Regions from separate parts of the Homo sapiens genome. Here region 1 is linked to region 2. A link is an interaction called in ENCODE POLR2A ChIA-PET data of the cell type or tissue named here. Cell type or tissue: OCI-LY7. All regions are shown on one strand. Each heading gives the region's core, and the rest is flanking DNA. Links, peaks and the distances in the headings are about the cores only. Region 1 has its middle 14 kb from the start of NRGN. Region 2 overlaps TBRG1 (transforming growth factor beta regulator 1).

The links. Peaks named below come from ENCODE experiments on the same cell type or tissue, not always from the same donor. Only the 100,000 strongest peaks of a DNase experiment are listed, where the experiment ranks them.
Region 1: POLR2A ChIA-PET joins it to region 2 with 6 read pairs; 5 of 35 experiments call an interaction of 5 or more read pairs at or near these places.

The regions. Positions count from the first base shown.
Region 1 is chr11:124,723,273-124,728,655 of GRCh38, forward strand. No RefSeq gene overlaps it. Among named protein-coding and RNA genes, the nearest start is that of NRGN, 14 kb to the right of the region's middle. In OCI-LY7, for the core only: no CTCF peak of the experiment used is centred there; DNase peaks (open chromatin) are centred at 1,969 and 2,299; H3K4me3 peaks cover 1,532 bases; H3K27ac peaks cover 1,114 bases.
Region 2 is chr11:124,632,787-124,638,169 of GRCh38, forward strand. It overlaps TBRG1 (transforming growth factor beta regulator 1), which reads left to right. Exons shown (of 9, transcript NM_032811.3): 9 at 1-3,140. SIAE (sialic acid acetylesterase) reads right to left here. Exons shown (of 10, transcript NM_170601.5): 10 at 327-4,416. The coding sequence ends at 4,165. It also overlaps the pseudogene RNA5SP352. Among named protein-coding and RNA genes, the nearest start is that of TBRG1, 13 kb to the left of the region's middle. In OCI-LY7, for the core only: CTCF peaks have their summits at 751 (motif pointing right) and 971; no DNase peak of the experiment used is centred there.

The DNA.
Region 1 (5,383 bases), core at 235-5,234, 90 kb after region 2:
TTAATTTTTTGTGTAGAGATGGAGTCTTGTTATGTTTCCCAGGCTGCTCTCGAACTCCTAGACTCAAGTGATCCTCCCACCTCAGTCTCCCAAAGTGCTGGGATTATAGGCATGAGCCACCATGCCTGACTGTCTTTGTGATTTTTAATGTTAATCCCCTTCTTATCTCCAGTGCATTTTGCTCACAGCAGGTGTTGATTAACACTTTGTAAAGTTTGTTCATCCCCATGGAACACTTTGAGAGTCGTATGCCATAGATGGCCGAAAACATTTTCTACCATGAGGGAGCTTTTAGCGCTGTGGAGGAAGGCAAGTCGATTGTTTTAAACAATGTGACAGGTGTGGTTGTAAAGATCACAGAACACGTACAGAGGATTACAGAATCACAAGAAGGTTCCTGGGGCAGGGGTTGGGGATAGAGAGAATGGTCAAGAAAAATCAGGAATAGCTTCATGGACCCGACTCTTAGAGAGGGATTAAGAGTCCACCAATGGGTAACCACTCCAATCAGATGGAACAGCTTGTGCAAAGGCTCAAAGATCTAAGAGAAAGGGATTGAAGTAAATATACCACCCAGGTCCCAAACAAGTGGAATCTCAGACTGGCCCAGCTCACCCATCCCATACCCACACCCCAGAGCCTTCCTCACTTCATCTTTCCCTAAGAGGTGAAAACATCTTCCCTCTCCTCAGCCACCTGTTCCAGGCTGTGCGGAGCAAAGTATTGCCAAGAAGAAGATGATTATCAGAGACCAAACAAAGCTGTTCCCACGCATACGCTGCAAAGCCCCCCACAAGGCCATGGTCCTTAATGGAACAAGCGTCTCCTTTTTAGCCTCCTTTCTAATAACCAAGCCCTGGTCAGAGAATAACCCTGCCACCCTCACTCAGGAGGACCAGCTTCTGAGGACCCATTGTGAGCTTAGGAATCCATACCAAAGTAGGCATTTCCATGGTAGGCTTTTTCCTCCAGTCAGCTCTGTCTGAGCAGGGAGCACAGAGACCCTTGAGAGATGGTAGCATCTCCTCCCCCAAATCCAAGGTTGTTGACCTTTTGTGAGACAGACACTGCAGCAGAAAGTCCTAGTTGTCTACCATTCTCTCCTTTTCTTTCCTACAAACACAAACACCAGTATGACATGGAGATGCCCCATGTCAGCGAAACTATCATATTTTCCCAGCCTCTCTTGCAGGTAGGTGTGGACAGTAAGATAGAAATGGATTTCTAAGAAAGCTCATTAAAAGAGGGACAGAAAACTGGAGTGGAACTTTTTGGTCTTTCCTGCCCACCAACTTTTTCCTGCTTCCTGCCTAGAATCTAGGTGTTCAGCTGAGGCTCCAGCAGCCATCTCAAACCATAAGCTGACCTCAAAGATGGCACCACATGCTGAGGATGACACTGTGGATCACATACCAGCCCCGCTGGAAACTCTGTCTCCAAAAAAACTGGTGATGTGCACAGAAACAGTTTTGCAAACAACTTCCCAGGTTTGATGAGCCCCGAAACCAACGCACAGACCCAAGATTAAGAACTCAGTCTTAGGGAAGTGGGGAGACCCAGCTCTACCTCAACTTCTTAGATGACTGTCGTTAAAGTGGGAAGAGCTTAGGATTGTGCCGTGATGGTGTCCTCTGTGACTGGATGTGTCCTGTCTTCCCTCTGGAATCCCAGCACAAACACCTTCCTTGCCTTATCATTCTTAATAGTTCTGACGCAGGGCTGCTGCCGCCGCCACCCATCTCTCCCTGCTGCCTCTCCTCCCCTCTCCCCAGCTATTCCCCCTGCGCTGCCAATCCCACTCCAAAGTCACTTTCTACAGGGGAGGAAATTAGCATTTGTGTTGGGACAGAAAGTGACACTGCTCAGCTCTCACTGTCATTCTGCTCTTAATTAATATTTAACCTCAGAGAGATTGTGTAGCAGACGGAAGTGGCTGATGGGAGAACAAAGCCCTGGCTGGCTCTCCTTTTCAACACTGCCTCCCCTACTTGCAGCTCCTCCCCCTGCACCTTCAGGCCCTGAAGGACCCAGAGGCCCAGGGGGAATGGAGAGGAGTGGAATGGGACACCCTTGGGGATCCTTGACCTCGGCCCTCTTGTCTAGAGAGCCCTTCTGCAACAAAATGAGAGCAGCCAGTGCCCGGAACCTGATTCCCAGTGCCCAGAGCAAGACCCAGGCCTGCCCTGCCAGGAAGGATGAAGAGACAGGCGAGGGGGAAAGAAAAGCAATGCAAATGTGCCCCTCAACAGATTATATTTAATGCACTATTTTTAGTTGCCTTCAATCCCTCGGGGCTGTCAGGGCGGTTGCAGCCCCACTCCCCCGGGAGAGGAAATGACAGGCATTATTACCCAGCCCAGGAACACTGGTGCAGTGCGTGGTGGGTGGGGGAGGTGCTGCCTTGCCAGCTCCACAATTTGGGAACTTAACTTCCAACGGGAAATCGAGGACACAGAAAAATGCAGCCTCAGGACCTCCTCCTCCCTTCCCAGCCAGTCAGCCAGATCACCCCACATGCACGTCCACTGGGCTCAGACCAGGCGTGTGGGAGTCTCCTCAGTCCCCAAGTTGTCTCAAAAACTAGGTTATACAACATCCTTCACTGCCAAGTTCTTCCTTCTCTCTAATCTTAGCCCTGCCTTCGGTCTAAGCCCATTTCCCCTTGCTCTGCAAGCAGAGGCAAAGGAGGACAGCTGGCCATCATCCCCCAGCAAGAGAGCCCTTCTTTGTCTTGGAAATGATTCAGTTTCCTCTCGGTCTTCTCTTCTCCAACCTGAGTCATTCCCGTTCCGTGAACCTTTCCACACATCATGTTTTTTTTTTAGCTCATCTTGTTGTCACTCCTTTAACCTTGCTCTGAATATATCCCCAATTCCTCCTTGCAACCCCAAACAGACACTGGACTTTGGCCAGGAAGCACCTAATCATCGATTTGAATGGAAGAACTTATTATGTATCATCTGGAAGAGGTTTTCTAATTATCTTGATTGTCTTGCCTCTCCATAAGACCAAACACTTTGTACAGACTGCGTCCTCTACGTTGCGATCTTCCCTCACCCTCATCCAGCCAAGTGCAAGGCTGATAAGAAGTGGCACATAACTTTCCACAGCGTTTAGGTTTAAATGAGATACATATGTAAAATGTGTTGACCAAGTGCCTATAATTTACTTTGTAAATTATGCAATGGCATCTCAGTGGTAGTTTTTTTACTACTGTGGTGCATACCAGATTTTTGGAAAATGCTTGTTTTCTTAACCATAGCATTGTAAATCATATAAACCATAGCATTATATTATAGTCATTCATTCATTAAATATTTATTGAGCTCCTACCATGTGTCAGACACTGTGCTAGATGCTGGGATGTCAAAATGAAAGGCCAGGCTGGGCGCGGTGGCTCATGCCTATAATCCCAACACTTTGGGAGGCCGAGGTGGGGGGATCACCTGAGGTCAGGAGTTCAAGACCAGCCTAGCCTACATAGTGAAACTCCCGTCTCTACTAAAAATACAAAAAATTAGCCAGGTGTGTGGCAGGTGCCTGTAGTCCCAGCTACTCAGGAGGCTGAGGCAAGAAAATTGCTTGAACTGGGAGGCAGAGGTTGCAGTGAGCCGAGATCACGCCATTGCACTCCAGCCTGGGCAACAGAGCGAGACACCACCCTCCCCCCCAGCCCCCCACCTCAAAAAAATGAAAGGCCAAATCCTGGTTCTATAGGCAGTCACAGCCTAGTGAGGAAGGTAAGACAGAAACAACGGCAAGGCAGTGTGATGACTGCCAATAAGGCACACACTTGGCGAGAGGGCATACAGGGAAGTGGGGGAGCTGATCACAGCTCTTTACTCTGCAATGATTCTGCCTTGCTAGGCATCAACGTGGCCATGTTTTCGACTGCCAAGGTCCCTTCCTAGGGCTGGCTCATCCCTGCCCCAGTCTGTGTGGTCCTGGAGTGTTTGTCAGTAACATGAGCAAACGCCCAAGAAAGGTTGCTTAGAGCCCTTTCACGAAATTTTATATACGGGTACATAGAGAGAGACGGTGTCTTTTTCTCTTGAGAGTTTGGGGATTCTAATAACCTTCCTTCCTCCACCACCATAAAAGGCCAATCTGAGGGTGAATCTAACACAGAGACACCCTGAGGGAGGCACTGCTGAAAAATGGAAAGGGAGACAGAAACCTGATGGCATTGTTCTAAGCCCTTGGTCCAGCCACGTCAGCCCAGTTAAGTGGCTTCATAACATCCCCAGGTTTGTTTGAGATAGTTATTCCAGAAGGAAGCAGAACCCTGGGAGAGCCCTCAGTGCAAAAATGACCTTTCCCAGAGGGGAGCAGAGCGGGAGAATGTTGCTTAATATGCAAATTTAGTCTTCTGTCTTAATGGCTTCGTCACTCTGAGTAAAATGCACAGATTGAGGAGAAATTCATCCAGGCAGGAGAGGTGGCCAAATAGCGGGGACAGCTTTGGAGTCAAACAGACTTGAATAGAAGCCCAGCTTTACTGCCTACCAGCTGTATGGCCTTGTTCAAGTTACTTAACCTTTCTTTTCCCCATATATATATTTTTTTACCTAGAAAACATTGGAGAATGGTATTTCTTCACCAATGGTATTTGCTTGGATTATTGTGAGTATGACACAACATAATGTATTGAGATGTACGTGCATTCTTTAGTCATCCAGTCCAAAACACCCTTTTCTTTTGTGGAACTGCTTTTCCCCTACTCTTACCAAATGGTTCTGCAGGCCCTGCCAGTCAATGAATCCAACTGGCCACACGGTTGTGCCACAGGCTGGGTCAATTATAATACTTCCCTCACCTAGCCACAAGGGTTAGTGCTAGGATAGGCATAAGGCTCAAATCTGGTTTATCAGCGATCTCCTCTGGGAATTTTACAATTATTATTAATGAGGTTGCAATTGAAGAATTCTATTTCTTCCTTAGTCCCAAGGCTATAATGGCTTAAGTTCAGAGCTGCCTGCAGCCACGGTTCCAGCATGATGGAGATGTCAGCATTATGCAGAAGGAAGCAGAAACAAGTGACATAAAGGGAGGAAGAGAGTCTTAATAGGATTTTACATTCCTGGAACTCCACCTCTGCCCTTTCAGTGAATCAGTGCTTATGTTAATGTAAGTTGAGTTTCTATCCTTTTCCACCCAAAGAGTCTTGATCAATACAGTATGTAATGCACTTAGTACAAAGCAGATGGCACATAATAAATGCTCATAATAAAGATTTGGCACAGAAAGTGCTCCCTGGAAAATGGTTTAAGACCTTCTAGATTTATAGAATCTTTGCTTTAATTTAAGATAAATTCTTTTTATTTTTCTATTTTTAGAGGCAGGGTCTCACTCTGTTGCCCAGGCTAGAGTGCAATGGTGCGAC
Region 2 (5,383 bases), core at 293-5,292:
TGACCTAATCACCTCCCAAAGGCCCCACCTCCCAATACCATCACATTAGGGGTTAGGATTTAACATGAATTTTGGGGACATATAAACATTAAGTCTGTAGTAGCAGCAGCTGACTAACGAGGGAGATAGGGAGATTCTGACAAACTTCTACTCTTGATTGTGATCCTAATTCAAGGAATATCAAGTCCCAGCCCCTGCAACCCAGGCTGCTGCTTAATTTTCATGTCAGTATCATCAAAATCCAATGTTCTGCTTAAACTCAAGATGGAAAGTCCAGTCCAAGGTACACTGTTCATCTTTTTCTTCACATTTTGCACATCCTTCAAGGGGATCTTTAACCTCTTTAACCTTTGTATTGCACCTCAGATAATGTGCTTTTTAGCTCAGTACACTGAAACCATATGATAACACAAATTCACATATAATTGGGGGTTAGTCCCATACTCTATAACAGACTTAGTCCTGTCTTTTCATTAGCCATGTAATAATATAACTCCATGTTCCATGCAACTGGATTTTTGGACCCTGTTAATAGCATTAAGGTAGAGGTTTACTCTATCACCTAACACCTCAACACTACCTGTGGGATGCCTTAGTTACCCAGCAGCAGGTTACCAAGGGCTGTCTGGAAAGGGAGGGACAAAAGGACCCAGAAGTAGAAGAATGGGGATGGAGTGGTGAGAATTGAATGGTTAATGCACTGCCATTCATAATTGCCAATTGAGGACAACACAAATGGGATTGGTACTTTATAGTAATAAATCTGACCAGCAGAGGGAGGGATCAGGCAGCAGTGTTTAGAGCACACCACACTGGCCACTGTAAACTGAGAAGCTAAGTTAACTGGTATTTTATGATTTTGAGTATAGTCTTTTTATAAGTTGTATACACTTTACAATGTAAAAGAAACAAACTTTGTATAATAGCAAATCGGGAAGGGGACTGCTTAAAATGTTAATGCAGTGTTTTTCTTTTTTTCTCTGCATAAATGGCTTGAGCATACTGGCATTTACACAGAAATGATATATGCTGCTTTTATCATATAACAAATATTTTCCCACTATTACAGCCTGAGTAATACCCGTATTAAAAGAGCCTCATTTTAGAAAGACATTTAAAATTTTTGGAACATACCACATGTAGAAAGGTTGAACTGGTTTTTCAGCTATAATGCATATACAACTATAGTGTGTACGTATACCACATATACATATACTTGTATGAAGATATGTGTAAAATGTTTTTACTATGGATCATGGATTTAAGAAACTTGAAAAGCTGGGCACGGTGGCTCACGCCTGTAATCCCAGCACTTTGGGAGGCTGAGGCGGGTGGATCAAGAGGTCAGGAGATCGAGACCATCCTGGCTAAGTCGGTCTCTAATAAAAATACAAAAAATTAGCCAGGCGTGGTGGCACGCGCCTGTAGTCCCAGCTACTCGGGAGGCTGAGGCAGGAAGAATCGCTTGAACCCGGGAGGCAGAGGTTGCAGTGAGCCGAGACCGCGCCACTGCACTCCAGCCTGGGCAACAGAGCAAAACTCCAACTCAAAAACAAAAACAAAAACACCTTGAAAAACACTGCCTTAGTATACTTAAACTATCTTTTCATCTATCAGATTGTTAAGGATTTTTTTTAAATTTGACAACATCCAGTGTCAATGAGGGTGAGGGCAAAAAAAGGACTACCTTGGTGAGAATGTAAGTTGTTTAATCCTTTGGGAGGGTTAAGCTGTAGATATCTAAATTTTAAATATATATTTATCCTCTTCCATGTTAAGAACCCTAAGAAATAACTGGACGAGTGTGGTATGATGTTTGCATGTGATATTCATTACAGTATTATTTTAATAGTAGAAAATTGTTAAAAATCTATATGTCCATTAATAGGAAATTGGTTAAATAAAATGAGGCTTCCACAAACTGAAACACTCTAAATCTATATTCTATTATTTACATAAGAAAATTATTTTGGTAAAGTAAGTAAGTCAAAAACACAGATTACAAAATAATATGTACTGTATAAAATTATATAACTCAAGTCAAGTGAATGGTTCAGCAAAATAGTGTTTCTCTGAATGATGAATTTGGGGGTGATTTTTACTTGCTTATACTTTAGTGTCCAAATTTTCTACAGTGACTATAAATTTCATTTTAAAACTAAAAAGTTCTTACATTTGGGGAAATGCAGTGAATTCCCACATCATGTTTTAAATTACTCAGCCACTAAAAATGAATGTGCATGGCGTCATTAACATAATCATTGCCTGAACCGTATTTTTCACACTATGTACTCTAGGTTCCTGGAGGTGAAAGGAATCTGGACTTAGAGTTCTTGGCTACCTCTGGCTGCCCCCGAATTAGAACAGCCCATGGGGGTATGTGTATTGGGAGTGGAGGAGTGGACGGGTAGATTGACTTTTTCTCAGGCATCAATCTGTTACAAGGTTCATGGTTTCTATGGGGCCAGATGCATGAGAGGTCAAAGCATGGGCAATAGGGGTTAACTGAACGAGTTGAATGCTAGGAAGTCCTCAGGGGAGCCAACGTTCCTTGTAAAGTGTGTAGATTTTTTGTTTTTTAACTAAATAAAATCTTGGCACTGACAAAGTTATTCCTGCTGTTTGGAGCTACACCAGAACCCCTTGGAACTCTACAGAGGGGTAGAACTAAAGCAAAAACCATCATTCACCCTACAGAGTATTATAAATTTCATTTTCACACAGTAAAAAGTTCCTAAATTGGGGGAAACATAGTGAATTCCACATAATGTTTTAAATTATTCAGCCACTAAAAATAAATTTACATATGATTTCATTAATATATTCACTATCTAAACCATATTTTTTACACTACGTAAAATACATTGTATATGTACAGTGAGTGATGCTTTTTGCTTTAGTTCTCATTTTTCACATTAAGGGGAGGAAAGCTACCCATAGATAGTATTCTTACTCCTTTTCACATGCTTCAAGGACAGTTTGCAAGTGGATATAAATACATACACATCACTAGTGATTATGCTTTTATTTATTTCCAACTTCTTATAGGTAACATAATTTTCAGACAATGTTAGCTGTTTTTAATCCATCAGTAAACTGCATTAAGATTCTTAATAAACAAACACTGAAGGCCTCTTTCATATTTGTATCATCTGCATTTTTTTTTATATGCTTGTCATGTGGCTTTACTTTCAGCCTCACTCTTTTCTTCTTCCAAATGGATTATCCTTAAACCTTTTACCTTTAAAGAGCCTGAGATTTATATTTAACTCGAACAACAGTTTGCCTCTGTTGCCCCTGTGTTCATGTTTTCCTAAGCCAGAGTTTCCCACGCCTCCTGTTCCTGGCAGCCCAAGTGCCTTCGCTGGGCTACTCCCACCTGGCCCTTGCTTTTCATTCCTTAGGGCAGTCACTTAGCACCTTCCAAAGTGCCTGCACATGTTTCTTATTTCATTTCTTAAACATTCATATTACCACTATTTAGATTGAAGGAACAGAATTGGTTTGGGCTTGAAGAGAATACAAAGAGATCTGTCTTCAATTATCTGATAGTAGTAAAGTTTCACGGGAGAAAGAAAGATTTCGGTTCCACATAAGGAAAAACTTGGAAAGTTTTGAATGGAAAGTTCATAGAGAGATTCAGTAACCACCTGTCAGGAATTTTGTAAAGACGTCTACGGCCATATCACCCTGAACGCGCCTGATCTCATCTGATCTCGGAAGCTAAGCAGGGTCGGGCCTGGTTAGTACTTGGATGGGAGAAATTTTATAAAGAACACATGAACACTAGCTGGCCTATGTGGCCTTTAAAATCTCTTCCAATCCTGAGATTCCCACAACTCTGGATAAAAAGGGGCAAAAGTATTAGACATTTCACTCCCATTAATATGAGGGAAGTAAATGACATTGAGGTCCAATTTGTCTGTAGTTCAGAATTAGTCCAATACAGACCCTTAGACCAACTAGGGAACAAAAAGCAAGCATTTCAAGTTACCTATAAGCCTGGGCTCATCAGAATATAGAAACAGCCATGTGCTAGCTGAAAGCCATTCAATGAGGCTTTCTATTAATTTCCTTTAAAAGCAATGGTTATTATTGAAACTCCTAAATGCTAAAATCTGAAGGACCCATCCTTATATCTAAGTTCTGATCATACTGAAACAGTCATTTAGCAACATTGCTCTGATGTCCAGGACCCTGGTCTGTAATGAAAGCAATGAAGGGAGGGGCTGGCAGGGCACTACTGGGGTGGTATAGGGGACACTGCTTATATTCACAAGGCCACGTGGTCCAAGCATAGCGGAGAGCAACCACAGTGCCATGACAAGAATCGATCGCCAGGGTCAGGGACTGGGTGGAGACGGTGTTCATAGAAGCTGGAAGCCACTTGCATCGATGGTCACTGCAACAGGAGATCTAATAAGAGAGCCATAAAATAGGAATGATTAGGTCAGAAGGGTCTTCCAAGAAACTGGGCACTGCTCTTTCAGACAGAATGGATGGGAGGAAAGGAGACACTCTTCACCAAGGACCTACTCCTACAGTAAGCAGAACAAACCTGAGCCCACTTTGGATCTAGTCAGCACAGCCACAGGTTGATAATACATGTTCATGTGATCAAATAAATAATTTTAATAAATAAAACATTTACTGAGGGAGACAAGGAAGCATGATCACATAAGGCATTTAGGGAAGGCTGCTCCCCTGAACATTCTTTGGGTGATCCCTCTTGCCAAACAGCAAGGCAGACAGGAATTTAAGTGAACAGAGTGGCCCAGCTGCTGCTGCTCCGCTCTGGCACTCCCAGAGCCACTGCAGAATGAAGAAGGGGCATAAGATACAAAACCTTTCTCAAGCCAGAAGGCAATCCAGAAATGGGAATACAAATTATCCAGACCACTGGCAACTGACTAAAGAGAAGAGCTCAGAATGCAGACGTCTCTCAATTCACCTGGAACCCAGTGTGGAAAGAAGCTAAGTGGGGTAAGTGCCAACCAAGCATCTGAGGCAGGTGGATACCGTAGTTAGGACTTCAGAAATAGCAGCCCTAGACAAACTCCCGTGTAGTTAAAGTTTGCCTTTAATATTCTTTTCTCTTCTCCAATGCATTCTTTTCACACACCCCTTCCCAACCTAAGGCCTCATGATTCCCAAAGTCACTCATTTAAATGTTCCATGTAGGAATGCCTCCATCTCCCACCCTCAAATATCGAAGACTCCTGAATAATCTTTCATCAATGGCCCCAGTTCCACAGCAGAATGACCCCTGCTAGGTATTAAAAGGACTCTCATTATATTGTCACACTAAGTTACAAATACCTAAGAATAAGCCTCTCAAAGGAGAACCTAAACTCAGAAAATGTCAGGATTTAGGAGAGTGTAA